Regions from separate parts of the Homo sapiens genome. Here regions 2 and 3 are each linked to region 1. A link is a loop called in an ENCODE intact Hi-C map of the cell type or tissue named here. Cell type or tissue: endothelial cell of umbilical vein. All regions are shown on one strand. Region 1 holds the start of LOC124904040 (a long non-coding RNA gene). Region 2 overlaps LINC01476 (long intergenic non-protein coding RNA 1476). Region 3 has its middle 4.3 kb from the start of DHX40.

What was found. A loop is a pair of places that touch in the nucleus more often than their neighbours do. Peaks named below come from ENCODE experiments on the same cell type or tissue, not always from the same donor. Only the 100,000 strongest peaks of a DNase experiment are listed, where the experiment ranks them.
Region 2: a loop joins it to region 1, with 2.1 times the contacts of the local background. A loop is called at or near these places in 3 of 110 quality-filtered maps.
Region 3: a loop joins it to region 1, with 2.5 times the contacts of the local background. A loop is called at or near these places in 9 of 110 quality-filtered maps.

What each region holds. Positions count from the first base shown.
Region 1 is chr17:59,437,476-59,445,475 of GRCh38, reverse strand. The region is part of intron 2 of LINC01476 (long intergenic non-protein coding RNA 1476); the gene reads left to right. LOC124904040 (a long non-coding RNA gene) reads right to left here and starts at 4,803. Exons shown (of 3, transcript XR_007065867.1): 1 at 4,348-4,803; 2 at 3,840-4,011. RefSeq lists a silencer at 2,367-2,572 and enhancers at 4,601-4,660, 4,671-4,780. In endothelial cell of umbilical vein, a CTCF peak has its summit at 4,493 (motif pointing right); DNase peaks (open chromatin) are centred at 3,575, 4,485 and 5,465; H3K27ac peaks cover 3,173 bases.
Region 2 is chr17:59,518,020-59,526,019 of GRCh38, reverse strand. The region is part of intron 1 of LINC01476 (long intergenic non-protein coding RNA 1476); the gene reads left to right. Among named protein-coding and RNA genes, the nearest start is that of LINC01476, 4.8 kb to the left of the region's middle. In endothelial cell of umbilical vein, a CTCF peak has its summit at 4,353 (motif pointing left); a DNase peak (open chromatin) is centred at 4,349; H3K27me3 peaks cover 237 bases.
Region 3 is chr17:59,557,263-59,565,262 of GRCh38, reverse strand. No RefSeq gene overlaps it. Among named protein-coding and RNA genes, the nearest start is that of DHX40, 4.3 kb to the left of the region's middle. In endothelial cell of umbilical vein, CTCF peaks have their summits at 3,849 and 4,064 (motif pointing right); no DNase peak of the experiment used is centred here; H3K4me3 peaks cover 55 bases.

The DNA of each region.
Region 1 (8,000 bases):
GTTGGCATAAAATGTTTGCTACCTAAAACAAGTTCAAAAAAATCTGTTGACAATCGCTTTGATTTTCTTAGCTGTATTACAGAACATTTTCTTTGAACTTGATGTTGATGTATTGTAATAAGACTTCTTCCTAAGAAACTCAATGGATTTTGATCTTTATATGTTATTTGAGTTTGTAACAAGATTTTAAATAATGTTAACTTCAACTTTTTAAAGTGGCACAGGAAGAGGGGGAGTTAATACAACTGCATTGCATGCCAGATCGCTGTTGCGTTTTCATTTCCTGAGCAATGTTGATGGACTGTGAAAATAGGAGGAAACTCTAAATAGCCCCAAATAGAAAGGCTTAGGGTTAGGTTGCAGGTAATAGAAAGCCAGATAATAATGGTTTTACTCCATGGGGACTGTATTTTTTCTCATGTAATAAGAAACCCAAAGGTATTCCACTCAGGGCTAGTGATGCTGCTCAATGATATCATTAAAGCTTCCTCTTTCTCTCCACTCCACCATCCTTAGTTTGTTGTTTTTGTCCTTGCGGTCACAAAATGGTTGCCGAACCTCTAAGCTATTGCATCTGTGTTCTAGGTCAGGAAGAAGAGGGAAGGGTCATGAGGCCAAATGGAAGCATCCCTATTCAGAAATTTTTGCTGGGCGCGGTGGCTCACGCTTGTAATCCCAGCACTTTGGGAGGCTGACACGGGCGGATCACGAGGTCAGGAGATCAAGACCATCCTGGCTAACACGGTGAAACCCCATCTCTACTAAAAAATACAAAAAATTAGCCAGGCATGGTGGCGGGCGCCTGTAGTCCCAGCTACCTGGGAGGCTGAGGCAGGAAGATCGCTGGAACCCAGGAGGTGGAGGTTGCGGTCAGCCAAGATCCCACCATTGTGCTCCAGCCTGGGTGACAGAGCAAGACTCTGTCTCCAAAATAAATAAATAAATGAATAAATAAATAAATAAATAAAATGATATACTGCTTCATTTGCTCTCTTTAGAACATATTTTTGAAAGTTCCAGGTAGGAAGTTCTAGGACTCTGGAAACAATCAAGTGTACTCAGCTTCATGTTGCCTCTTCACTACAGTTTCTTTTCTTTTCTCTTTTTTTTTTTTTTTTTTTGAGACGGAGTCTCTGTGATCCAGGCTGGAGTGCAGTGGCACAATCTTAGCTCACTGCAGCCTCCATGTCTCAGGTTCAAGCAATGCTCCTGCCTCAGCCTCCTGAGTTGCTGGGACTACAGGTGCATGCCACCATGCCCAGCTTTTTTTTTTTTTTTTTTTTCAGTAGAGACGGGGTTTCACCATGTTGACCAGTCTGGTCTCGAACACCTGATCTTTGGTGAGCCGCCCTCCTTGGCCTCCCAAAGTGCTGGGATTACAGGCATGAATCACCGTGCCTGGCCGCTTTTCTTTTTTTTTTTTTTCTTTTGAGACAGGGTCTTGCTCTGCCACCCAGGCTGGAGTGCAGTGGCACAATCTTGGCTCACTGCAACCTCTGCCTCCTAGACTCAAGCGATCCTCCCACCTGAGCCTCCTGAGTAGCTGGGACTACAGGTGAGAGCCACACAACAGATTCAAGTCCAACCAAAACACAGAGAAATCGAACCACTCCACTGAAGTAACTATTGTAGTCAAAAATATGATGTTTTTGGCCAGCCATGGTGGCCCACACCTGTAAACCCACCACTATGGGAGTCTGAGGCAGAAGGATCAATTGAGCCCAGAAGTTTGAGACCGGCCTGGGCAACACGGCGAAACCCTGTCTCTACAAAAAAATACAAAATTAGCCAGACGTGGTGATGCATGCCTATAGTCCCAGCTACTTGGGAGCCTGAGGGGAGGATCGCTTGAGTCCAGGAGGTTGAGGCTGCAGTGAGCCATGATGGAGCCACTGCATTCCAGCCTGGGTGACAAGTGAGACCCTGTATCAAAAAAAAAAAAAAAAAAAAATCAGTGTTGTCACCCAAAATATAACGTAAAAACCATAGCAATATTACTCTAATTCCTTGTCTTAGTAGGCAAAATATAAACATGTAAATATTTAAAAATAAAACTGTTGCATTAGGCTGCAAGCTCTCTTAAATCTTCTACATCTGAGATTGGCAAACTATGGCTTACAGGCCAAATTTGGACTGCTGCCTGTTGTAAATAAAGTTTTATTAGAACGCAGCCATATCCATTAGTTTATGTATTGGCTAAGACTGCTTTGTGACTACAAAGGCAGATCTGAATAGTTGTGATGGAGACTGAATGGACCTCAAAGCCTAAAATACTTACTATTTGGGCTGGGCATCATAGCTCATACCTGTAATCTCAGCACTTTCGGAGGCCAAGGCAAGTGGATCACCCGAGGTCAGGAGATCAAGACCAGCCTGGCCAACATGGTGAAACCCCGTCTCTACTAAAAAGACAAAAATTAGCTGGGCGTGGTGGTGGGCACCTGTAATCCCAGCTATTCAGAAGGCTGAGGCAGGAGAATCGCTTGAACCCAGAAGGTGGAGGTTGCAGTGAGCTGAGAACGTACCACTATACTCCAGCTGGGGAGACAGACTGGGACTGTGTCTCAAAAAACAAAGAAAAAAGAAATAAAGTAAATACAATCTGACACTTTTTATAGGAAAAGTTTTATTTATCTTTTTAAATTTTTATTTTTTTATTTTTATTTTATTTTATGTATTTTTTTTTTTTGAGACAGTCTCACTCTGTTGCCCAGGCTGGAGTGCAGTGGCACAATCTCAGCTCACTGCAACCTCCGCCTCCCGGGTTCAAGTAGTTCTCCCTGCCTCAGCCTCCCGAGTAGCTGGGATTACAGGGGCCCACCACCATGCCCAGCTAATCACCTGACCTCAGGTGATTCACCTGCCTTAGCCTCCCAAAGTGCTGGGATTACAGGCGTGAGCCACGGCACCCAGCCTATTTATTTATTTATTTATTTATTTATTTATTTATTTATTTTTAAGACAGGGTCTTGCTCTGTCATCCAGGCTAGAGTGCAACGGCACCATCATGGCTCACTGCAGCCTTGACCTCCTGGGCTCAAGTAGTCTTCCTGCCTCAGCCTCCCAAGTGGCTGGAACTACAGGCATGCACCACCACATCCAGCTAATTTTTAAAATTTTTTGTAAGATGAAGATGAAGAGATGAAGTCTTCCTGAGTTGCCCAGGCTCTTCTCGAACTCCTGGGCTCAAACAATCCTCCCGCCTCAGCCTCCTAAACTGCTGGGATTACAGGTGTGAGCCACGGCACCCAGCCTATTTATCTTTACTTTGCATATATTAGGTGCTCAATAAATGTTTCATGATTTATTGAAAGAATATATCAGAGCTTTCCAGTTGGACATGAAAAATTAACAAACTAGCTCTTTATATAAATTTCTAGGCACAATAGTCAATTTTAACAAATCGTAACACAAAGCATTTTGCAGTTCCCCAGTTTACCTGGTATTTGCTTGTTGCCTTGTCATTTGTTATTCAGAAGAAGACCACATGCCTTGAAAAAATCATATTAGTGCTTTAGCGTTCCAGATTGCAAAATGCTCTGTATTCATGTTTTCAAAGAGTTGGCCTTTGAGCTAAATATGTCTCATTGATATGTTTTATTTGGCTCAGAGTACTGTTGTTTGTTTTTAAGCAACATTAGCCGCCAACATTTAAAAATAAGGTGACTTCACATAATAATCCAAGTTTCCAGCTTCTCCTGAAAATGTGAAAGATCTAGCAATGTGGGTACACGGTTTGGTTAGGCCCATAATCACCTGGGACTGGTTGTTTCTGCTTCCTTAGATGGAGTGAGTACTCTCCTGTTTACCACAGTCCCCACCACTCCCAACAGCCTTACCTCTGGCTGCCTCCATCCAAGTACGATATCTGCGTGGCCTTTCTATAGACATTTGTATTTCGGATCCTTAGTCTAGGGGAGTATCATTTGCTACAAAGGCCCCTGAACTGCAACAGTAGCTGAAAACCACACATTTGCTTCATTTTCCAGGCTTGAAAACAGATTTGTGCATCTAAAGACAAAACAGGAAAGAATGACAATGCTATTAAGATGATGACTTTCATTCCAGCTAAAAGGCAACTTCATCCTCCCACCCCCTCTTTCCTTTTTCAAACAAGCCAGAGGACTTCACCCTCTTTCCTTTCCGCTATTCAGCTCCTTCCACCCACTCCATCTCCTGGTGTTGTTTACCTCAAACCCTGGGGTGCTGTCTCTCCCCAGTTCCCTGCTTCCTTGCTGACCTTAAAAACAACCTTGGTCATTTTTGTTTTTAGAGTTTTACTGCTAATCGCTGCAGCGAAACAGACAGGAAATAACAATACGGAGGAAATTATAAAGTTTAGAAGACCTTGTAGTTCTTAGTCATAGTCCCTGATTCCCTTAAAGCGGTGGCACCTGGAAGTGCATTATTTTTAGTCTCTCCTGTTAGACCCTCATAGCCGGTGGATGGAGAACAGAAAGGAAGAGTCTACCCTGCCTTGATAGAAGAGGAACCACTAGGTGGCAGCACAGGGCGTGTCTTTTCACGTCTTTCTACAACAGGCAGGCGGATGTGAGGCACCAACTTTTCTAGGAAGGGATAACTTAGTACCATATCAGGGCAAGCATTTGGGCTGAGACCAGTGAGAGAATACAAGTCAGCCAAGAGACTCCAGTCACATTGTGCTGTCAAGTAGCCAGCGTTGGAATTCTTGTCTCTTTGCCTTTCTCCCAAGTTGGCTGTTAGTTAACCTGTTAGGGCTGCTAGGAATCTTCTAGCCCAATACCTTCATTTTACAGATAAGTAAACCAAGGCCCTGAGAGACTTGACTCTCCTTTATTTATTTATTTTTTTTTTTTTGAGACAGGGTTTTGCTCTGTCACCCAGGCTGGGGTGCAGTGGGGCAATCATAGCTCACTGCAGCCTTGAACTCCCAGGCCCAAGCACCTCAGCCTCCTAAGTAGCTGGGACTACAGGTATGCACCACCAGATCTGGCTAATTTTTTACTCTTTTTGTAGAGATGGGGAGGGGGGTGGTCTTGCCATGTTGCTCAGGCTGGTCTCAAACTCTTGGCCTCAAGAGATCTTCCCAGCTCAGCCTCCGAGGTGTTAGAATTACAGGTGTGAGCGATGGCATCTGGCCTTGACTTTCCTCTTGCTGGTGTCATGCTAGGAGTCCAGCCAAGTGTCTTTCTGGTTTCATTAGTGCCGGCTTATCCTTCTGGTCTGTCCCTCCCAGTTAAAAAACATTTATTGGCTAGGATCATGCCTGTAATTCCGACACTTCGGGAGGCTGAGGTGGGAGGATCACTTGAGCCCAGGTGTTTGAGACAAGCCTGGGTAACATAGGGACACCCTGTCTCTATTTAAAAAGAAAATAGAAAAACGTTTATTGAAGTCTATTTAGTATGGTTAAAGGCTAATTTTCCTAGCTTCAGAGGTGAAACTAAGAGAGAATTCTTTGCCTCTGATGAAGTGGGACTTTCCACAGGAAACAGAGACTTACCAGGCACAGGAAAATAAAAGCTTTATGTCTGCTTCCAGCTACCTAACCCACCTGGGGGAAAAGCGAAGACCCCTCGTCCAGAAGGGGGTGTTACAGCTGTCAGCACTCTATGCGGGCTAGACTGTTTTGCCTTTTTATGGGATCAGCTGGTATAATTGTGGCGCTTATCAAGAGAATCCTAGGATTGCAGGGCTAGGCCATGCATACCCAAAATAACTCACCAATCTTCTCAAATTACATTAGTAAAACTATCTGTATTCCTAGATTTAAACACAAATTCAAACAACTGCACTATAACAAAAGCATGTCCTCAGGCTGCAGTTAATTTAGGGGGCAGTCTAGTGATCAAAGAGGAAACGCCTTATTGCAAGGTAGAATTTGCTTGAAGGGCTTGGGCCTCAGAAGGGAATTTTCCTAGAATACTACCAAAAGTCTTGCTTGTTTATGTTGAAGCACTATTCTGGGAATTACAAAGCCTTGCCACTCAAAAGTGTGGTCCTCCAACCAATAGCCGCACTTAGGTTGGCAATGCAGAATCTAGCCAGGCATGGTGATAGACGCCTATAGTCTCAGCTCCTTTGAGAAGCTGAGGTGGGAGGGTTGCTTGAGCCCAGGAGTTTGAGATTGCAGTGAGCTGTGACTGCACCACTGCACTCCAGCCTGGGCAACAGAGCAAAACTCCATTTAGAAAAAAAAAAAAAAAAAAGGAAAGAAAGAAAGCGAAGGAAGGAAGGAAAGAAAAGGAAGAAAGAAAGAGAGAGAAGAAACAAAGACAAAGAAATGCAGGATCTCAGGCCCAACCCATTCCTACTAAATCAGCTCTGCATTTTAGTAAGAAGCATTTAGCATTAATAAATATTTAACAGGTAACATTAATAAGCATATAATATGTAACAATAATAAGCATTTAATGTGCTTGTTAAAGTTTAAGAAGCACTGCTTTAGGATATCCAAGAGAAAAGGCCAAGAACAACAGCAACCAAACAAACCACACCCTTTCTCCTCCCAAATAGTCCCCACCTCAAGGAGCTTGTAGACTGGTTTAGGAACACAAACCACACATATGGAAAGTGGCATGAAAATGATCATTAAGAAAGATGCCGTTAATGCCGTGTGGGCTCCCCTAGGACATGTAGGACACACACATTTGGAGAGGGTGCATTTAAAAGAATGATTACAGTTAAGAGGCCAGGTGTGGTGACTCAGGCCTGTAATCTCAGCACTTTGAGAGGCGGAGGCAGGCAGATCACTTGAGGCCAGGAGTTTGAGACCAGCCTGATTAACATGGTGAAAACTCATCTCTACTAAAAATACAAAAATTAACCAGGCATGGTGGTGTGCACCTGTAATCTCAGCTACTCTGGAGGCTGAGGCAGGACAATTGCTTGAACCCAGGAGGCGAAGGTTGCAGTGAGCCCAGATCGGGCCAGTGCACTCCAGCCTAGATGACAGAGTGAGATTCTGTCTTAAAAAAGAAAAAAAAAAAAAAAGGATGATTACAGTTAAGAGGGGTCAGTCTGGGCAGTCTTCCTGCAGGTGGTGAGATTCTCCTTGGCTCTTGAATAAGGTGATAAGCATGTATTAATGGAGAAGGAAAGACAGAGAAGGGCATTGCAAGTGGACGGATCAGGACAAATCTGGGAGGAGGCAAATTGTAAATTCTAGACAGTGGCCTACAAATACTTAATTCTTTTATGCATATTCCCAGACTTTCACTAGATCCTTGCAGCTACACACGTCACACATTAACGTGGCTGCACACACGTTATTTAGTCACGTTACATTTTAGTCAGTGGTTCTCATGGAACTTCTTCAGATGTGTTCACCCACATACAGACTTTTTTCTTTGGATTCGTACAGGCAGGTCTTCACCTCTTCCTCTCTCGTGTCTTCAGCTGTGTTTTCTAGCTCTTCTTTCTAATCCGGTGGAAGGAAATCCCTTACATGTGCATTCTCCTGAATTGCTAGAGCCTTTCTTAACAGCGGTGCAAATCTTCTCTGTAAAGCTCTTAATCAGATCTCATAAACGATTAGCCCAAATGCGTTTTCAGTTTCTAAAGTTAATCATCCTTGAGGGCCAGGAGTTAACATGAAAATGGGGAACTTGCGGTTGTTCCCCTGTCTTAACATCCAGATTTAGTTTGCAAAGCAAAAGTCATTCCACAGAAGATGAAATCAAGAGTCTCAGCGTGTATTTTCCAAATGAGGTGGTGTGATTGTATCCTTCTCATCCTTGCACATATGTGGCAACCAAAAGAGTTGTCCCAGAGGTGAAATAGTGGGATGAAGTGAACAGTGTCAGAGCAGCCCACTGGGCCCCTGAGGGAAAGCACACAAAGGGAGCTGACCCCACAGCTTCCTGAAGTAACACCAGGAAATGAGACTCCAGATCATTTGGGGGGACATAATACCCTTTACATAGTTCTTTAGAAGAGTTCTCCCAGGCTGGGCACGGTGGCTCATGCCTGTAATCCCAGCACCTTTGGAGGCTGAGGCGAGAGGATTGCATGAGCCC
Region 2 (8,000 bases), 81 kb before region 1:
TTTTTCTCCTCTCCAGAGGCTTTGAAGATCCCTTTGTCTCTGATGTTCTGAAGTTTCACAATCGTGTGTGTTGGCATGAGTCTTTCCCCATTCTTGTTCTGAGTGGATCCTTACACTCTGAAAATTGATTTCTTGCAGAACTATTTATTGATGGCCTACTGTGTGTCTGGTTCTATTCTACGCAATGATCAAACATACAAAATCCTTGCCATGCAGGATTTCACATTATAGGCAGGTATTGGACATTCTGCAGTGATCCAATAGGTTCCTTATTTTTTTTCTCTTCAATTTCCACTTTCTTGTCTTTTTTTTCTTCTTTCTAAAAGAGTCTTCAATTTCATCTTCCAATTCCTTTATTAAAGTTTTTGCTCCTGCTATATGTTCAATTTCCAAGGGCTCTGTATTATTTCATAAGTGCGTATCTTCTCTTATCTCTCTGAAGACGTCTTTAACAGTTTTATTATTTATTTATTTTACTTCTTGCATTATCTCAATACCTCTACATTTTGTTGTCCTGTTTATTTGTTTTGGTCTCTGTTTTTTAATGATAAAAACTTTCTTTCTCACTTGTATGTAGGGGGCTACAGAACTAAGAATGTACTGACAGCTCTGTCTGAGACTATGGGACTTGTGAATTGAGCTTCATTTGTAAGGTGATTGGGCGAAACTTAAATTTCACTGAGGTTTTCCTCCCTCCATATTGTCTTATCTATAGTTAGTTGCTAGTGTTTACACATGATGTTCTAGCCTCAAGGTGGATTTACTCTAAAATTTATTTTACTCAAGCTTGACATAGAATGTTTTAAATTTTTGTTTGTTTGTTTTTTGAGACTGAGTATCTGTCATCCAGGCTGGAGGGCAGTGGCGCAATCTTGGCTCACTGCAACCTCTGCCTCCTGGATTCAAGCAATTCCCTTGCCTCAGCCTCCCAAACAGCTGGGATTACAGGCACCCACCACCATGCCTGGCTAATTATTTTTGTATTTTTAGCAGAGACGGAGTTTTGCCATGTTGGCCAGGCTGGACTTGAACTCCTGACCTCAGGTGATCTGCCCACCTTGGCCTCCCAAAGTGCTGGGACTGCAGACGTGAGCCACTGCACCCAGACTTTAAATTTTTATTCTACATAATAAAATCAAATTACAGAGCAGCTGCCTGGTACGATTTGTATAAAACAACTTATATTTGGGCCGGGCACGGTGGCTCACACCTGTAATCTTGGCACTTTGGGTGGCTGAGGTGGTTGGATCACTTGAAGTCAGGAGTTTGAGACCAGCCTGGTCAACATGGCAAAACCCCATCTCTACTAAAAATACAAAAATTAGCCAGGCATGGTGGTGCACGCCTGTAATCCCAGCTACTTGGAAGGCTGAGGCAGGAGAATTGCTGGAACCCAGGAGGCGGAGGTTGCAATGAGCTGAGATAGTACCAGTGCACTCCAGCCTGGGCAACAGAGCAAGACTCTGTCTTGAAAAAACAAACAAACAAAAAACAAAAACCGCTTATATTTGGAGAGTAAAAAAAAACCACAAAACAAAACAAAAAACAAGACTTTATTGCAGAGCTGCCCAACAGGTATGCCACAAGCGAGTTATAAATGTCCTGAGGTATGGACCCCTTCCCTCGGGTCAATAAGGTGAAAGTACATGTGTAACAACCAGCTCTCCAGGAAAAAAAGGCTTGATTTGTAGCATTTGTTAATTTCATCTTACTTTTTAGAGATAGAGTCTTACTATGTTGCCCAGGCTGGCCTCAAACTCCTGGGCTCAAGTGATCCTCCTGCCTCAGCCTCCCAAAGCGCTGGGATTATAGACGTGAGCCGTTGGGCCCAGCTTGTATTCGATAATTGTTTTATTTCCGTGGTGTAAGTACTCCTACCATGGACAATTTCAGACTACCAGCAAGCTGTCATTAAGTGCAAATTGGGGAAGATATATACACATTTGGCTCTTGGGATCTGGTAGGAGCTGGCTCGAGCACATTTCTGAACACTTTAAACTCTTGGGAGTTCTGGTGGATGTCTCAGGTGCGCAGTGCCTGCCCTGGGTTATTGCCTTCTGCTGAGAGCAGTCTTGTCAATTTACCCCAATGTGCTGTTCAACTACTATCATTCATATATATATATTCTTCTCATGACATGAGAAAGGCTGGGAAGCCCTGCTCCATCGGATTTTTGTTTTTTGTTTTTTGTTTTTGAGACAGAGTCTCGCTCTGTCACCCAGGCTGGAGTGTAGTGGCACAATCTTGGCTCACTGCAACCTCCATCTCCTGGGTTCAAGTGATTCTCCTGCCTCAGCCTCCCAAGTAGCTGGGATTACAGGCATGTGCCACCACGCTTGGCTAATTTTTGTATTTTTAGTAGAGACAGGGTTTTGCCATGTTGGCCTTGCTCGTCTCAAACTCCTGACCTCAGGTGATCAGTCTGCCTCAACCTCCCAAAGTACTGGGATTACAGGCATGAGCCACCGCACCTGGCCGGATTTGTTTATTTCTAAAATATTGTGTGTTTGTATCTGTCTCCACACATGCAACTCAATTCACTAAAATATATTAATATTTTCTTATAAGTGTATAGATGATATTACTTTTGTGGCCATACAAGAAGTTTCTTGAAGTTCGAAAAACAATTCATACAGAATATTCGACAACCCTGTTTTTCTGGATAAAACTTGAAACCGTGGAGAAACAAAACACTATCCTACCCTCAGAGAGCACACAGTCTAGGAAAAATGATTCCATTTGAAATAACTCAAATACATTTTAAGCTCAGTAGGTTTATTAATATTAGGCAACAATAAACGATGCTTAATATTCTTCATTTTATCCTTTAAAAATTTTGGCATTTCTATTTATCGTTATTAAATAATATACATTAAAAATTGGAGAGGGAAAATGTCTTTTAACCTCACTGAATAAAAGAAAATAATTGAAACTTTAATTTTCATTTTAAAAGTAATTACATGCAGTGATAGCCTAATTTTGATGGCATGGTAGTTAACAGACAGCTGCTTTTATTTTAAATGGAATTGCATTTTTAACAGAAACTACTCTCAGTGTTTGCTTTCATCTTCTGAATAGGAAAGCCAATTTGAGGGTTGAATATTTGGTGAGTTTGATGGAGCCAATTAAGATAATTCAGGTCAATAAAAAAATAATTTAATATGTTTCTCACTTAGCTGACTCATAAAGTTGACAATAACTCCTATCTACAATAGCTATACCAAAAAAGTCCACGATAAATTCAGCCTTCTTCTTAAAGGAAAAGCAGAATACTGTAAATTTTATTCAGAACTTATATTTTTAAACTTCATTAATTGTACACAATAAATTGAAGTGACGATATTTATATAATATAGATTTCAAGATTATCTTCTCAGCACGTATGAAGATTTATTATGATGTTTTCATTATAGCTATGCACCTACTTACATTAAAAATTAATGTATCACAGCAGTGTCTTTCAGGCAGTAGTTAAAATAAAGAGAAATTCTCCACTAGATAGGATAAATACTAACAAGAGGTTGCTGCAAACCCCAAAGTGCAATTTTTTTTTTTTTGAGATGGAGTCTTCCTCTGTTGCCCAGGCTGGAGTGAAGTGGCGTGATCTCGGCTCACTGCAACCTCTGCCTCCCAGGTTCAAGTGATTCTCCTGCCTCAACCTCCCAAGTAGCTGGGACTACAGGTGCACACCACCACGCCCGGCTAGTTTGTATTTTTAGTAGAGAAAGGGTTTCACCATGTTGGCCAGGATGGTCTCGATCTCTTGACCTCGTGATCCACCTGCCTCAGCCTCCCAAAGTGCTGGGATTACAGGCATGAGCCAATGCACCCGGCCTGATGATTGGGTGTCTTAATTTTTACCTGGGAGGCTAGAGTCACTCGTGTGACTACATCAGGGTGGCTATTTGGTTATTTTCGTGATTGTTTAATGTCTTTGTCTGTGTTCATGTTCAGATTGAGTAAGTTGCAATCTTGTTATTGTCTTGTTCCACCATGGTTACGGAGGGACCTTGTCTGATTATTGTTGTTATTCTGTGAAAACTGCTTATCTTGCGTGAGGGAACGCTAGATAGCCGCCAGCTGCAGGCTGTCAGGGTCATCCTGTTGTGTATCACATTCTCAACCCGCTATTAAGCTTGGACTCTGACATGTGCTTGTTTCCACATAGGACTTTACGAAACCCAGGTCACAACGTGTGACCAAGAGTTGGGAAGAGGGATAGTCCCCCTGTTTCTGTAGAGTTTCCATGCAATGACTGAGAGTTTGCTGCTTCAGGAATGCTCTGGGCCTGATGGCAGCATCCTCTTCAGGGCTGGGGTCGGGGGTGAGAGGGAGCTGCTGCCCTCCAGTGGCTGTCTAGGAAATTACATCAGTGACTCTTCCCCCAAATCATGCTTAGATTTTCTGGGAACTTCCCCGAACGTGGCAAGGCAGAGCAGAAGGAAAGAAGATTCGCCTGGGAGTAAAAGCCAGCAACTTTTGGGTATTACTGTTAATATGGCCCCATGAGTACTCTCAACTTGGTGAAGCCTGGAAAAATGGAGATTATGTGACTTGTAGGTTTTTGATAATTATATATTGTGTTGCTTTTATAATCAAAGAAGGTATCTGTTGAAGATAGAAGAATAAGAACTTAAATATTTGTGGCCAGGCACGGAGGCCCATGCCTGTAATCCCAGCACTTCTGGAGTCCAAGGTGGGAGGATCGCTTGAGGCTGGGAGTTTCAGACCAGCCTGGGCAACAAAGCAAAACCCCACCTCTAAGGAAATTCTTTTTTAAAAATTAGATGGACATGGTGGTGCATATCTGTAGTCCTAGCTACTTGGTAGGCTGAGGCAGAAGGATCTCTTAAACCCAGGAGTTCAAGGCTGTAGTGAGCTATGATCATACCACGGGACTTCAGCCTGGATGACCGAGCAAGACCTTGTCTCTCTATAAAAGGACCATGCAACTTAGAAATACAGCATAATTAAAGATAAGAGGGTTAGAAAAGTTTTTACTATCAAGGGTTACATAAATAAAGATTAAAATTTCACTTAAGTTGGAGAGGATGCTGAGAAATTGGAATCATTGTGCATTGCTGATGGGAATGTAAAAATGTGAAGCTGCTGTGGAAAACTATGTCAGTTCCTCAAAAAATTAAACACAGGATTATCATATGATCCAGCAATTTCACTTCTAGGTATATGGCCAAAAAAATTGGGAGCAGGGATTCAAACCGACATCTATGTTCATGGAGGCATTATTCACTGTAGCCAAAAAGTGGAAATAATCAAAATGTCCATCGACAGATGAATGGATAAATAAAATGTGGTATATCTATCTATTCAATGGAATATTATTCTGCCTTTTCAGAGGAAGAAAATTCTGGTACTTACTACAACATGGATGAGTCTTGAAGACATTATGCTAAGTGAAATAAGCATAAGCAAAAGGACAAATAGTGTATGATTCCATTTATATGCGCTACCTAGCACGGTCGAATTCATAGAGACAGGAAGTAGAATGGTGGCTGTCAAGGGATGGGGAGGGGAGAATAGGGAGTTACTGATTAATGGGTATGGAGTTTCTATTTGGGAAAATGAAGGAAGTTCTGGAGATGGGTGGTGGTGACGGTTGCACAACAATGTAAGTGCACTTAATAACGCTGAAGTGTATACTTACAAATGATTAATATAGTAAATTGTATGTTTTGTATATTTTGCCACAATTAAAAAAACAAAAACAAAAAAACCCTGATTCTGAGCCCTAAGCCAAACCAATTGAGTTGGGGAGAACAAAGGGGGAACAAGGGGTCAGGGTCTGAGTGCAGGCTTTTTAAAAAACTTCTCAGCCAGGCACGGTGGCTCACGCCTGTAATCCCCGAATTTTGGGAGGCAGAAGTGGGTGAATCACCTGAGGTTAGGAGTTCAAGACCAGCCTGACTAACATGGAGAAACCCCATCTCTACTAAAAATACAAAATTAGCCAGGCGTGGTGGCACATGCCTGTAATCCCAGCTACTCAGGAGGCTGAGGCAGGAGAATTGCTTGAATCTCGGAGGTGGAGTTTGCAGTGAGCTGAGACTATGCCATTGCACTCCAGCCTGGGCAACAAGAGCAAGACTCTGTCTCAAAAAAAAAAAAAAAAAAAAAAAAAAAAAGCTTCTCAGGTAATCCTCCCATGCGTAACGAAAGTAGAGTACCCCTGACCCAGATGATGTCTAAGATCCTGTTTTGCTTCAGCCGTCCATGATTCCAAGTAAAATGACCCGACAAGACTGCCAACATTTTGCCCCAGTTTCATAAATACAAGTAGCAGCTTCCTTTGACAAATTGTCTGAATCCAAATTGCTAATGAACGTACACTGCTTTTTTAAAGCTATTTTTTCTGCATATTAATTTTACTTATTTTCCTAAAATGAATTGATCTTTTCCACAAAGTTTCATTTGACAGATGTACAAGTTTCCACTCAAATAAGACTTTTATATGCAACAACAGATTCTAACATAAGTTGTTCTTATAGAGAGAGGATACTGTATGTCTACATTCAGCAAGATGTTTCTTTGCCAAAGCTAATCTGTTTTGAAGCCTGGCATTTCTGTTTTACTTGTCACAAATATCCAAATATGTTTTTTACCCAAGGCTTTAGAGTAATACTTTAGAATAATTTTTTCTCAATAAATTATTGTAAAATAATTGATTAGTAAGCATTAAAAGTACTGAGAAAGTTTTCAATAATGAACATTTGAAGTGACATAACGGAAGAAAAACATGGGTTATTTTTCCAGAAGTTTAATTGTTTTATAAAATAGTTGTTTTGAAATATTTCATCGTCCTGATGCAATAATCACAGAATGTTGAGAAAGTCTACAAAATCAGGGCTAAGTCAAATTAAAGATGAAATGGAAAATATTTTTAAATGTTTCATACTAAAATGAGAGAAATGATGCATGTGAAATAAAAAGTAATAGCTTTCCATTCTAGGAGATTTTTTAAATGTACATAACATATGCATCTTTTTTTTTTTTTTTTGAGACGGAGTCTCGGTCTGTCGCCAAGGCTGGAGTGCAGTGACGCGATCTTGGCTCACTGCAACCTGCACCTCCCGGGTTCAAGCAATTCCCTGCCTCAGCCTCCCGAGTAGCTGGGATTACAGGTGCCCGCCACCACGCCCGGCTAATTTTTTGTATTTTTAGTAGAGGCAGGGTTTCACCATCTTGGCCAGGCTGGTCTTGAACTCCTGACCTCGTGATCCACCCACCTCGGCCTCCCAAAGTGCTGGGATTACAGGCATTAGCCACCGCGCCCGGCCAACATATACATCTTCTAATGAGTTTCTTTTCATTTACTAATGAGTTTTGAGTAAAAATTATTCTTAGCAAAACAAGCTTAATTGAATTCAAGCTTCTAGAAGTCAATATTTAAAAATTTTTGCCTTTCTCTGTTAAAATTCTGACTTGAAAATTTCACTTTAAAACACATAAGTTCTCAGTGAACGATGTGGCTTAAATGTGCTTTATCCCGATGATAGCTATGGAATTATTGAATCAATTTGCACTAACAAAGGAGCATATTTTTGTGCTTTTCAACCACATCAGCTACTGGATTCAAACAAGGCATTTTTCTTGAAATCAGTTCAGAGCAGTCAAAAGTCCTGATAATGAAATGTATGATTTAGCTGCTTCCTGTCCTAGAAGAAAAAAAAAGTATGGTTTCAAAGAATAAACATAGTATTCTCTCTCTCAATCTCTCTTCCAAAAAAAATTTATTGGACATTTATGTGCCTTTGCTCACTCCTACGTGTACAAAAAGAATATATCACATTCTTTGCCTTCAAAGAGCTCACAATGAAATGGAGGAAGTAGACAAATAAACATATAATATGCAACGATGAGCATAAACAAATAAATACATAATACGCGTATGCAATATGTTTAGATGCTCACGGTATTTCAGAAGCACAGAAGAGAGGTACCTATACTGGGAAGAGAGAAAGAGAAGGAGGCAGAGAAGGCTT
Region 3 (8,000 bases), 120 kb before region 1:
TCAACTCATTCTCACCTTTCCTAATCTGATATGACCTGTCCAAGGCACACAGCTACTGAGTTGTGGAGCCGAACTTTTAGTTATGTTATTATCAAAACTTAGGTCACCAAGGCTGTTCATTTCCCTCATAGGACCCTGCATTTTAATTTATTTGCATGTTTCCTCTTCTGCCCAGCTAGATTGTAAAGCCCCCCCCCACAAGAGTCGAAATATTAAAACACTGCTACATCCAGGGCCCAGCACAGTGATTCAAGGTGGGCTGTCAATATTTGTTGACTTTGCTGGAATGGAGGAATAATAATTGACTTCCTTAGGAATTAAGCTCATTTTTGATAGAGGTGCATTCCTTGGAAACCACAGTAGCTGAAAAGTTCAACAGATACACAGCATCTGAGGCAGGGCAACTTTTTCAGAAAAGGTACTTTGGGGGCAGGTCTTTCTGGTCTAGAGCCTGCCAATTTTTAAATTAGTGTCAACTGTAACAAAATCATTGCAATGTGAACAAGATTGTTTGTTGGACTCCTCAATTGTTCCTGCTGTTAGAATTAGCCAACACTTACTACCAAAGAAGACAACTCAAAACTGTCACTTCACCATCACCTAAAGACCCTCTTGTCTGACCAGGCTTCAAAAGATGTACCATAAGGTTGTTGGGCCCCCAGATTTTTCTGTGCTCATTTGAAGTGAAGTCATGGCCATGCATGGTGGCTCATGCCTGTAATGCCAGCACCTTGGGGGGCCAGGACAGATGAATCACTTGAGATCAGGAGTTCGAGACCGGCCTGGCCAATATGGTGAAACCCCGTCTCTATTAAAAATAAAAAAATAAAAAAAATTAGCCGGGTGTGGTAGCACGCGCCTATAATCCCAGCTACTCGGGAGGCTGAGGCAGGAGAATCGCTTGAACCTAGGAGGCAGGGGTTGCAGTGAGCCAAGATCATGCCACTGCACTCCAGCCTGGGCAACAGAGCGAGATTCCACCTCAAAAAATAAAGTGAACTCATACCAACTGCTTTTAAATGGAACTGATCAACACTTCTTAAAATGCAAGCTCATCAGATTTTGAATGATACCAAATAAGTTGGAACTTTGTAACAACTTTATATCTCAAAACCTGGGTATGAGAGGAAGCAATCTGGTAAATAGGAGAACATTCCAGGTTTCTCTCTTTCATTAGGAGCATCTCCCAGCCTTCTGGATCATGTTAGGAATTCAAAATATTATAGAAACAGAAAGCAAAATGGCAAAAATACATTTGTGGTACAGGCAAGGTATTGGTAATCTCAGTATTTCAGTATAGGGCATCTCTATCAGTGATATAATAAAGTCACTTTCTAAAAATCATCATTTCAGACCAATGATGATTACCACTTAGCTCATAGTAGTCAAATCTTTCTGATACAGTTGACCCTTGAACAATACTGGTTTGAACTTCGCAGGTCCACTTGTAGGCAGATTTTTTCTTCTGCACCTGCTAAGCTGGAGATAGCAAGATCAACCCTTTGTCTTCCTCCTCCTTCTCTTCAGCCTACTGAACAGGATGGAAACCTTTATGATGATCCACTTAAACTTAATGAATAGTAAATATATTTTCTCTTATGATTTTCTTAATGTTTTATTTTCTCTAGCTTGCTTTAAGAATACAGTATATAATACATATACAAAATACGTATTAATTAACTGTTTATGTTATTGGTAAGGCTTCCAGGCAATAGTTGGTATTAACAGTTAAGCTCTGGGGAGTCAAGTAATACAGATTTTGGCCCAATGCAGTGGCTCACACCTGTAATCCTAGCACTTTGGGAGGCCAAGGTGGGCAGATTGCCTGAGTTCAGGAGTTCAAGACCAGCCTGGGCAACATGGCAAAACCCCATCTCTCCTAAAAATACAAAAAAATTAGCTGGGTGTGGTGGTGCGTGCCTGTAGTCCTAGCTATTCGGGAGGCTGAGGCAGAAGAACCACTTGAACCTGGGAGGCGGAAGTTGGGGTGAGCCAAGATCGCGCCACTGCACTCCAGCCTGGGTGACAGCGAGACTCTGTCTCCAAGAAAAAAAAAGAAAAGAGTTATATGCAGATTTTTACAGTGCAAAAGGCTCGTGCTCCTAACCCCACCTTGTTCAGGTTTCAACTGTAAATTATTTCCTCTATTTTTCACAAAAACTCATACAGTTAGGTTATTACTATCCCTAATTTTTGTGTTAGAAACTTGCCTGTGGTGACAAAACAAAGAACTAAGAGGGCCAAGATTCAAAGTCACACTAATAACCACTAAACTGCATTGGGAGATGGAAGTATTTAGATTTTGGTACCAAAATAATGTATTTTCTTCCAATGTTTGTAACTCTAATAGAACTGACCCCATTCTTGTATGAGAACCACCTATTGAGAGTATAGAATATAAAACCTGCAAGCAAAGAATGAAGAAAAATAAAAGTGAAAAATTCAAGTGATGTTTAACATTGTTCATTTTATAACCAAGGACATTTAAAGCATGTTACCATGATAACCATGTGCTTGGGGCTATTCTAAATTAGAAGATCAACAATTATTTCCTACCCAGTGAGTTTACAAATTACAATGACAAACAAAACTCAAGTACAGAGTAAAAATAGAAAATAAATGGGTTGAATCTGGGAAGAAAGGTCAGTGTCCCTAACGACATTGAATCTATTTCTTATCTTTGGGTTACATTAAAAACCTGAGACCAGGCCTGTAATCCCAGGACTTTGGGAGACTGAGGTGGCCAGATCACCTGAGGTTGAGAGTTTGAGACCAGCCTGGCCAACATGGTGAAACCCCATCTCTACTAAAAATACAAAAAATTAGCCTAGGGTGGTAGTAGCCACCTGTAATCCCGGCTACTTAGGAGGCTGATGGAGGAGAATCTCTTGAACCCGGGAGGTGGTGGTTGCAGTGAGCCAAGATCTCACCACTGCACTCCAGCCTGGACAACAGAGTGAGACTCTGTCTCAAAAAAAAAAAAAAACTCCTGAAAGAACTGGTATTTAAAGAAGTGTGAGAAGTCTGAATTGCACCCTGCTGCTATTGCCTCATAAGCAGTCTTTCAAAATATTCCACAATCCAAGCAACCTGTTTCAGAGCATCCAAAAGAGACTCAACATTACAGATTTACAAAAATGGAATGGAATTTTAAAATCATCTTCAGGAAAGAAAGAAAAGTATAGGACCACTGTTGTGATGGTTAAAAGGAGTAAATAAAGCAAAAAAAAAAAAAAAGGAAAATTATCAAAGATATTATTACAGTCAGAACCAGAAAGTTTAAAATGCTAGAAAAATGGTGATATGTACAAACCTAATTAATAACAGAACCTAATTGTTCACAGAAGGAGTGAGCAATGGTATCAAGCTACATGGATTTTTTAAAAGCTCATTAATTGGACCAAAACAAGACTTGTCTTGGTAAAGGGAAGCAGACAGAAGCCATATTGTGAGTAAATGAGAATTCGCGAGCAAACTGAAAATGTACCTAATACACTTGGGGATGGCTGGTTAGAATCAACTAGGGTAAATGAAAGGGAGAGAAAAGAATAGCTGGAAAAAGATGCCGCTACTACAGTGTGTATGTGGTGATTAAGAGAAGACTTGGTCAATGAAAGTATTGGGGTACAATTAGAAGATTTGTTTAGGAGAGTTGAAACTGATACTGATGAGGGAGAAATACCAAGTTCACATTTTGAGGAAAGATAAAGGACTGGAGGAGAGAGAACAAACTTTTAGCCCACATAGGTATTATAAACTTGCATTTGTGGTGGATTTGTATCCCAAAATGTGAATCCGATTGTTTCTCTGTATTTTCCTCCCCTTTTTCTATCTCACTGGTAACCCATGGGCCTATCTTCCTGTTCAGCCCTCAACAAAGCAGAAACAAAAATCCAAAGACACTGCTGACATGAGGTCCCAAATCAGAGCCTTCTGTGCATGCTCAAATTACTGGTTACTTCCTCTCTCAGATGGATAAGGCTGGGCCTAGGCAGAGGGCAGAGAGTGGAGAGGATATAATGAGAAAGGAAGGACTGACAGAAGGGATAAACAGCCCTCTAGGGGGCAGGAGAAAGATCATCTTTTGTTAGAAAGTTCTAATGGGGCCAGATGTGGTGGTTCATGCCTGTAATCCCAACACGATGGGAGGCCAAGGCAGAAGGATTACTTGACACCAGGAGTTTGAGACCAGCCTGCGCAACATAGTGAGACCCCATCTCAAGACTCATCTCTACAAAAAATACAAAAATTAGCCAGGCATGGAGGTGCATGCCTGTATTCCCAGCTACTTGGGAGGCTGAGGCAGGGGGATCACTTGAGCCCAGGAGGACAAGACTGCAGTGTGAGCTGTGATGGTGCCACTGCACACCAGCCTGGGTGACAGAGTGAGACCCTGTTTCAGAAAAAAGGAAAGAAAGAAAAAAGAAAGAAAGAAAATTCTAATGGAAGGAATTCAAGGAGATAAACCATTCTCAAGTGTGGACCATTCCCTTCTCCATTAAAAAACCAGAAACAAACATCTATGACCAGTTTTTCATCTAGTAGTCCTGGATACATGTAGACCTTGAAAGAGAGAGAGGGGAACTTCATTCTAGAGAGAATGTAAACATGAAAGAAAACCTCATGCCCTAAACTAAATGGAACTAGACAAAAAATTTGGGAATTTTTCTGAGTCATGTATTGGTGGACTACATGCCACGGTTACATATTTTATTAATAAGCTTATAGTATATTAGCAACTTGGGGGTTTAGAGGAAAATAATTAGATGGTATGGCCATATCACAAAACAAGAGAAATATCTCACGTTCAGTCCAAAAGTAAAAAATAGCAGCCAGGTGCTATGGCTCACACCTGTAATCCCAGCACTTTAGGAGGCCGAGGCGGGCAGATCGCCTGAGGCCAGGAGTTCAAGACAAGCCTGACCGACATGGTAAAACCCCATCTCTACAAAAAAATACAAAAGTTAGCCAGCCGTGGCGGCGCTCGCCGGTGATCCCAGCTTACTCAGGAGGCTGAGGCATGATAATCACTTGAACCCAGGAGGCAGAGGTTGCAGTGAGCTGAGATCATGCCACTGCACTCCAGCCTGGGTGACAGAGTGAGACTGTCTCAAAAAAAAAAAAAAAGTAAAAGATATCATCACACTTTCTTCTCTTTAAATGTCTAGATATTAAGATTTGAGTAGTTATCACAAAGCCAGTCACCAAATAGTCATTAAATCATTCATCAACAATATTGTTTGAGAGCTTAATAGAGATTGAGACACTGCTAGTTGTCAATGAAAATTGTGCTTTTATATGTATGCATATAGTCTTTAATAAATGTGTAGAATTCCCGTTAATTTACTAGTAAAATGGGACCTCTTCCAAGTGAAAGCTCAATGTTTACTCTAGCTTCCTATTTATTCATTCATGTGTTCATTCAGTAAATATTATAATGCACAATTCTTTTTTTTTTTTTTTTTTTTTTTGAGACAAAGTCTCACTTTGTTACCCAGGCTGGAGTGCAATGGCATGATCTCAGCTCACTGCAATCTCCGCCTCCCGGGTTCAAGCAATTCTCCTGCCTCAACCTCCTGAGTAGCTGGGATTACAGGCGCTTGCCACCACACCTGGCTAATTTTTTTATTTTGAGTAGAGACGGGGTTTCACCATGTTGGCCATGCTGGTCTCAAACTCCTGACCTCAGGTGATCCGCCTGCCTCCGCCTCCCAAAGTGCTGGGATTACAGGCATGAGCCACCGCGTCCAGCTAGAATGCACAATTCTTATATGCACCTTTTTTAATAGCCACGCAGAGGCATAAAATATGTGTAGGACATGGTTATTACCTTCAGTGAGATTACAAGTAATCAAGGAAATAAAATATTTAGAGGAGGAAAAACTAGCTAGAGTGATCAGTGAAGGCTTCTAGGAGTTAGTGACATTTGAACTGAGCTTTGAAAGTTGGGAAGATTCCAGTAAATGCTAGGGAAAGATTCTAGATAGAGTGCATTTGACAAAGGCACAATAGAGTGATCAAGATATTATTAATTATGGATTATTGAGAAAGATGCAGTATTAGTGTTCTGACTATAGTCTCTGTAAATCTTTCAGTGACCTGAAGGTGGCAAGCTGGGTTTACTTGAGAAATTTCAGATCAACATTATTTAAAAGAAAAATGAAACAGTACTATTTCTCTGAAAAAAATTTTTCATTGACATTTAACTCATAAAATCAAAAAGTGAAACAGATTGAAACATAAATAAACATTTACTGCATGTCTTTAGTAGGACTTACCTTAAGGCACATAGATTTTGTATTGCAAATTCTTTCCATTTTATTTATATTTATTTATTTATTTATTTATTTATTTTTGAGATGGAGTCTCACTCTGTCACCCAGGCTGGAATGCAGTGGTGAGATCTCGGCTAATTGCAACCTCCACCTCCCAGGTTCAAGCAATTCTTCTGCCTCAGCCTCCCCAGTAGCTGGGACTACAGGCGTACACCAACAGGCCCGGCTAATTTTTGTATTTTTTGTGGAGACAGGGTTTTGTCATGTTGTCCAGGTTGGTCTGGAACTCTTGACCTCAAGTGATCTACCTGCCTCAGCCTCCCAAAGTGCTGGGATTACAGGTGTGAGCCACCACACCTGGCCTTATTTTAATATCTTAATTTTTATTGTCCTTATTGATTTCTCAGTTATGATACAATTTTTTCATAGGAAAAAAAAGGAGCTTACATATTTAAGTATTGTAAGAATTAAAGAAAGAGGAAAGAAACATTAAAAGCGGCTCAACAGTCAAAGACAGGTTTATTTTAGAGAATAAGCCTGAGAGGGGCTTTTGGCCGATTTCAGTCAGGGGCCCTCTCTTACAGACTAAGATTATTTAAGAGTTCAGGGCAAGAGAATTTATCACAGGCTTGTAATATTTCTGTGTCGGGGAGAAGTTTATTGCGGGGTTGGAATGTCTCTGGTTGGAGGGAAGGTTATCTTGGGGCTGACATCTCTCCAGTCGGGGAGGGGTTTATCTTATGGTTGGAAGGTTTCCGGTCAGAGATGTCATTTGCGGTTTATGGTCATGCTGACCTTAGCCATTAGGCTGATGCCTTTTGGATTAGGCAGTTTTTGATCAAGGGGAACTTTAGAATAGCAGTGCTTGTCCAAGATGGCAATGTTCCTGCTCTGTCAAGTATTACCATTAAAATCTGAGGAAAGACCAGCAGCGGTGGTTGGCACCTATAATCCCAGCACCACTTTGGGAGGCTGAGGCAGGTAGATCATCTGAGGTCAGGAGTTCCAAACCAGCCTGACCAATATGGTGAAACCCCGTCTTTACTAAAAAAATGCAAAAATTAGCTGTGCATGTGTCGCGCGCCTGTAATCCCCGCTATTCAGGAGGCTGAAGCATGAGAATCGCTTGAACCCCAGAGGCAGAGGTTGCAAAGCCCCAAGATCTCAGCACTGCACTCCAGCCGGGCGAAAGTGCGAGACTCCATCTCAAAAAAAAAAAATCTGTGAAAAGCATTGTGAGAAGGCTTTTGAGGGGGCGGTCAGGTTATTGGGGCATAATTTCCAAATGTTATAGTTTTAGTGTATAGTTTTGTTACCCACACAATGGGTGGGTTTGATCACTTAGCCAGTGACAGTCCAATACCACAACCAAGGAAGATTTAACAAGGGGATTTTATTACTTACAATAAGTAAGGAGGATATCGGGGATAAATCCCCAAAGCAGTGTCTCCCTAAACAAAGGTGATAAAAAGGCTTTTATTAGGCAGGTTAGCTGAGTTATCATATGTAGAGGTGGAGTAGAGCCAGCTCAGGCCCAGTCTGCGATCACGCCTCTACATACAAATGGAGAATAGCTCCTTCCTGGGTGGATTTTTAGTATGCTAATGAGGAGAAATCTCCAAAGTTCATCTCCAACTCAGGCATCTCTGGATCCAACTGGTTTTTGTTTTGCTGTGGCTGGGTTTCTTCCTTGAACTTTTTTTTTTTTTTTTTTTTTTTGGAGAT